2 separate regions of the Homo sapiens genome follow, and region 2 is linked to region 1. A link is a loop called in an ENCODE intact Hi-C map of the cell type or tissue named here. Cell type or tissue: Calu3. All regions are shown on one strand. Links, peaks and the distances in the headings refer to the core of each region. The heading gives the core; the rest is flanking DNA. Region 1 holds the start of LOC124902967 (a long non-coding RNA gene). Region 2 overlaps LOC107987178 (a long non-coding RNA gene).

Evidence for each region. A loop is a pair of places that touch in the nucleus more often than their neighbours do. Peaks named below come from ENCODE experiments on the same cell type or tissue, not always from the same donor. Only the 100,000 strongest peaks of a DNase experiment are listed, where the experiment ranks them.
Region 2: a loop joins it to region 1, with 4 times the contacts of the local background. A loop is called at or near these places in 3 of 110 quality-filtered maps.

What each region holds. Positions count from the first base shown.
Region 1 is chr12:74,401,374-74,404,305 of GRCh38, forward strand. It overlaps LOC124902967 (a long non-coding RNA gene), which reads right to left and starts at 1,159. Exons shown (of 2, transcript XR_007063370.1): 1 at 1,096-1,159; 2 at 600-764. In Calu3, for the core only: no CTCF peak of the experiment used is centred there; DNase peaks (open chromatin) are centred at 1,498 and 1,898.
Region 2 is chr12:74,336,712-74,339,643 of GRCh38, forward strand. All of the region lies in intron 1 of LOC107987178 (a long non-coding RNA gene), which reads right to left. Among named protein-coding and RNA genes, the nearest start is that of LINC02882, 46 kb to the left of the region's middle. In Calu3, for the core only: no CTCF peak of the experiment used is centred there; a DNase peak (open chromatin) is centred at 1,440.

The DNA of each region.
Region 1 (2,932 bases), core at 116-2,615:
AAATGTGTAACCTCCCCAATAAAGGAAATAAGTTTTTAAAACCTTCTCACAGTTAAATAAATCTCACAAATATTTGATCATTTTTGTTTTGTACTAATACTACATATTATTCCCTTATGTATTAATAACTGATTTAACAATGTCTTTAGATATTGATATCTCTAGTATTTCACTTTAAAATTTTTACTTTATATTCCAAGAGAGATTTATAAGTCTTTCACCTAACTGATTTCTGTAGAACTGATTAAAATATACAGCTGAAAAAATGTGTGGCAGAACTCTCTTTCTTTTATTTAAAATGTTTATTATTTACCACCTTCACTTATAAAAGGATTATGAGGTGATAACTTATTAGTCAGTGGAAAAAATTTCCCAAACAAAATTATAACCAATTGGAAGATAGTGAATCAATTAAGCCATAACTTACATGTATGTAATAATGCCATATTTTCCGTTATGTTTCCCACGTATATGTATATTATCAGTAATAATAAATGTAATAATTTTAAAAATGTATATATAATATATATTACATATATATGATAGGTATGTATTTATTAGTTTGCTAGGGTTAACATAACAGAACACTACAGTCTGAATGGCTTATAAAACAGAAATTTATTTACTCACAGTCCTGGAGGCTGTAAGTCCAAGATCAAGCTCTTAGCAGGGTGGATTTTTTTCTGAGGCCTCTCTCCTTGGCTTACAGATGATTGTCTTCTCGCTGTGTCCTCACATGATCTCTCCTCTGTGCACACTCTCCTCTATAAGAACACTAGTCTGAATTAGGGCCCACCCTACACCCTCATAGTAACTCACCTCTGTGAACGTTCTTTCTCTGAATACAGTCACATTCAAAGTACTGCGGGTTACAGCTTTAAGTTATGAATTTTGTGAGACACAATTCATCTCATAATGATATACATTATGTATGTGCATTACATGTTTAAGTATATTATAGGTATTCTAGGAAAGAGCCTATTTCCTATTTTTCAAAACATCTTTCTTATCCATCAGCAAAACACATGAATCACTTTAACTTTTGAGTCATTCTGAACTCTAATAGATAATAGGTGACTTATCATTTACAATTACCTTATGCCTCGGATTACAAAGTCATTCCTCACCTAGAGATTGTGTACAAGGCTCCTTTGAAGGCGATTAGGCAAAATATTTTCTTTCTATAAAAATACAACTCTTCTTACGTCAATGCGACTTGAAGAAAGGAGACATTGTCAGTTTTACAGGCTACAATAGAGCCTATTATCTGATTCAATTGATGGAATGCAAATTAAATGACAGCTTCAGTTTGAAGTAGATGGACATACATAGTTTCAGAGCATGAATCATATCCACCTGGTCTTGGAGAAGTAAGTTGCTTGTAAAATTGAGAGGTGACAGCGTGCTGGCAGTCCTCAGAGCCCTCGCTTGCTCTCTCGGCACCTCCCCTGCCTGGGCTCCCACTTTGGTGGCATTTGAGGAGCCCTTCAGCCCCCCACTGCACTGTGGGATTCCCTTTCTGGGCTGGCCAAGGCTGGAGCCCACTCCCTCAGCTTGCAGGGAGGTGTGGAGGGAGAGGCGCGAGCGGGAACCGGGGCTGCCTGCGGCGCTTGCGGGCCAGCTGGAGTTCCGGCTGGGCGTGGGCTTGGCGGGCCCCGCACTCGGAGCAGCCGGCCAGCCCTGCTGGCCCCGGGCAATGAGGGACTTAGCACCCGGGCCAGCGGCTGCGGAGGGTGTACTGGGTCCCCCAGCAGTGCCAGCCCACCGGCTTTGCGCTCGATTTCTCACTGAGCCTTAGCTGCCTTCCCGCGGGGCAGGGCTCCGGACCTGCAGCCCGCCATGCCTGAGCCTCCCACCCACTCCGTGGGTTCCTCTGCAGCCCGAGCCTCCCTGACGAGCGCCGCCCCCTGCTCCACAGCGCCCAGTCCCATCCACCACCCAAGGGCTGAGGAGTGCGGGCGCACGGCACCGGGACTGGCAGGCAGCTCCACCTGCAGCCCCGGTGTGGGATCCACTAGGTGAAGCCAGCTGGGCTCCTGAGTCTGGTGGGGACGTGGAGAGTCTTTATATCTGGCTCAGGGATTGTAAATACACCAATCAGCACCCTGTGTTTAGCTCAAGGTTTGTGAGTGCACCAATGGACACTCTGTATCTAGCTGCTCTGGTGGGGACGTGGAGGACCTTTATGTCTAGCTCAGGGATTGTAAATACACCAATCGGCACTCTGTATCTAGCTCAAGGTTTGTAAACACACCAATCAGCACCCTGTGTTTAGCTCAAGGTTTGTGAATGCACCAAGGGACACTCTGTATCTAGCTGCTCTGGTGGGGCCTTGGAGAACCTGTGTGTGGAAACTCTGTATCTAACTAATCTGATGGGGACGTGGAGAACCTTTGTATCTAGCTCAGACTCCGAACACGTCTGAACATCAGAAGAGACAGACTCCAGACGCACCACCTTAAGAGCTGTAACACTCACCGTGAGAGTCCGAGGCTTCATTCTTGAAGTCAGTGAGACCAAGAACCCACCAATTCCGGACACAAAATGACCATAAAATTTCAGTGGCATACAACAATAATCCCTCAATTACTCATTGCTGGGGGCAAGCTGATCTTGATTACATTCAGCTGTGGGGTGGCTTTGCTTCAGGCTTTAGATCTCTCTAGGCATGGCTACTCTCCTAGCTGCGATTGAAAATTTAAAAATAACAATAGTAAAGAAAAACCCTTTACTCTTCTATTTGAATTATTTTAAATAGATTATGCACTATGATACAAGTAGTTCACTGGAAACTTAAATGTTAACTAAAGACCATGAGACCTGTGGAGGAAAGAGGGATAGCTTTATTTTCTTAAAAAGTCAATCTGCAGGCTGGGGAGACACTGCCTTCCAGTACAAGTGAAAGTATGCTCCCAGAAGAACAAAGAGAAAG
Region 2 (2,932 bases), core at 213-2,712, 65 kb before region 1:
ACTACCTTTCTCTTACTCCTACCTCTACATATTCCTGTACCCTACTCTCTTTCTGTTCTGGTATTTTATCAATCATTCCATCATGTTGCTTTTTTCTTCCTAAATATGTTTTTTTGATTTTTCATTTCTACTTGCAGCCACTCTTTTAGCTGTAGTGCTACTTAGCTCTTTCTTGTCTTGTCCCAATAACTTCCTAATTGCTCTTTTTGCCTCTGGTTTTATAAAGCCTGGTGTGTATGTTGTCAATATTTGATATTATCAGGATTTTAAAAAATTTGGCCATGTCACTTTTAATGGTTAAAAACCTGCAGTGTATCCAAAAGAAATAAAAGACAATATATCCAAGAGATATCTGCACTCTCATGTTTATTGCAGCACTATTCACAATAGCCAAAATAAGGAATTGACATAAGTGACTATCAACAGATGAGTGGAGAAGGAAAATGTGGTAGGTTTACATAATGGAATAGTATTCAGTCATAAAAAAGAATGAAATCCTGTCATTTGCAGCAAAATGCAATTAGCTGAGAGTCATTATGTTAAATAAAATAAGCCAAGAACAAAAACACAAATATCAAATGTTCTTACTCATATATGGAAGTTTAAAAAGTGGAGCTAATAAAGATAGAGAGTTGATTGGTGGTTACCAGGAGATGCCAAGGAGGTGAGGATCAATGGGGGAAAATATAAATGTATTTATTATTAAAGGTGGTCATTTATGTACATATAGTTTATCTCAATTTAAAAAATCTAAAGTAGTTGTAAGAAACAAATCTTTTTATAATCATCTTCCTGGTTTCTATCCTCATGTCACATAAATATAGTCATGCTTCGGGATTGGTTCTAGGACCAAAATCTGCAGATGCTCCAGTTTCTGATATAAAATAGTGTAGTATTTATAGCTGACTATATACATCCTCCTGTACACTTTGTCATCTCTAAATTACTCAAAATGCCTAATATAATGTAAATAATATGTAAATCGTTTTTATGCTGTATCATTCAGGGAATGATAACATGGAAAAATGTCTCTACATGTTTAATATGGACACAATTTTAAAAAATAGTTTTGATTCACACTTGGTGGAATCTACGTATATGAAAAGTTGACTCTATTTGTTAAATTGAATGTATTAATAATGTATGTTATCTATTGCTCTAGGTGTATGTATATGAAAGAAATGGAAAAAAATGACAATGATGATGAATTTAAGGGTCTAAATTTCCATCAAACAACTTTTGGAACTCTTATATTCAGGGCATTTTTCTCTAATTAAAACCTTTTTATATAGACACATTTTGGTTACAATTCACATTTGAATACAACACTAAGTGATTGATTCATAAAATGTATAATGTTTGTTTTAAACTGCCTTTTGAACAGAGGATATGATTCAGTCTGAGTCATTCATACTTTCTCTGTGAGCCCTGGATGGACAATGACATAGTTCTGTACAATGGCTGAGGTGCTATCTCTTGTCCCTAAACAGACCAGATGAGATGAACTATTCTTGAAAATTAATATGTTATTGGTCACTAAGCCATACTTCCATAATTTACTAAATTGATGTGATAAACGACACCTTACTTATATAAAAGTTCTAATGCATTTCAAAAGTATGCAATATTTTCTAGCCACTGATTTATTCATGCAGCACCAAATCTATCAAACAATATATAAACCTCCTTATTTTGTATGGAGAGTTGTATGAAATTGAACAATGGTGTATACAATAAGCAAATTGTAAAAAAATGAGAGAAAGCATGTTTCAAAAAGGAAAAAAAAATCCATAGTTCATCTTGACTCTTTAGAAAAGTCCAAAATAAACAAATCTGATCTATTTTTTTCTGAAGAACATTAATATCTAATATTTTTTGAGCATTTACAATATGCCAGGTATTTTCTCTTCTAGACATTATTTATTCATTCATATCCACTAAATGAGTGTTTAGAGAACCCCTTCTATGTGATTCCAGTGGTGAAAAAAATAATAGACCTTGTCCATCTGTAACTTACGTTCCAGTGAAAATTATCTCATTTAAACGTTAGAACAGCATAACAGCTTAGTATCTAATATTGGCTTCCTTGAGAGAAACCGAGGTTTAGGCTAACATGATAATTTACCTGTGGCCACAGGTGGCAGTTATATAGGAGCTGGGTCTGAATAGTTGGGTCTTTCTTAACTCAGAAACCCCAGCATTTAACCGCTACTCTCTATTGCCTACATATAAAAGTGTATAAAATGTTACACAGTTATTATATAAATTCAACTATCAATATTACAACCATGAGATTAGTCTTTCAAAAGTAAAGAACAGGCTCTACTAATCAACATGAGTTAGATGCTAACGTCAAACATAATTTCATGTAAATAGTATTACCCAAATAGATTACCTTTGAAAATCCGTTCAAATGGATCTACATTGAGACTGTCTCTCAATATGTAATTAGAGCCAGGTTTTTCTTGTTTAGTTTGTTTTGTTTGGGGTTTATATTAGTTTCCTCGGGCTGCCATAACAATGTACCACAATGTGGGTGGCTTACAACAAGAAAAATTCATTCTCTCACAGTTCAGGATTTCAGAGCCCCAAATTAAAACGTTTACAGTGTTGGTTCTTTCTTGGGAGCTCAGAGGGAAAATCTGTTCCAAGTTCTCTCCTAGCTTCTGGTGGCTGCTGGCAATTCTTTGAGTCCCTTGGCTGATGTCAGCATAACTCCATGTCTTAAATTTGAAAATACTACTTATCAATGTGTCACAGGCTTTGAGTCAGGATTCTCTAATACTTTTTTTATGTTAGTCCTAAATGTTTCCTAACATTTTTCTCACACCACAAAAGGTACAAAAGCATATGACTACTGCTTAAATAGGAACAAAAGATGTAACATTGGCACAGGCTCCATTGAAATGTACACAGAAAGTAAAAAGTGAAA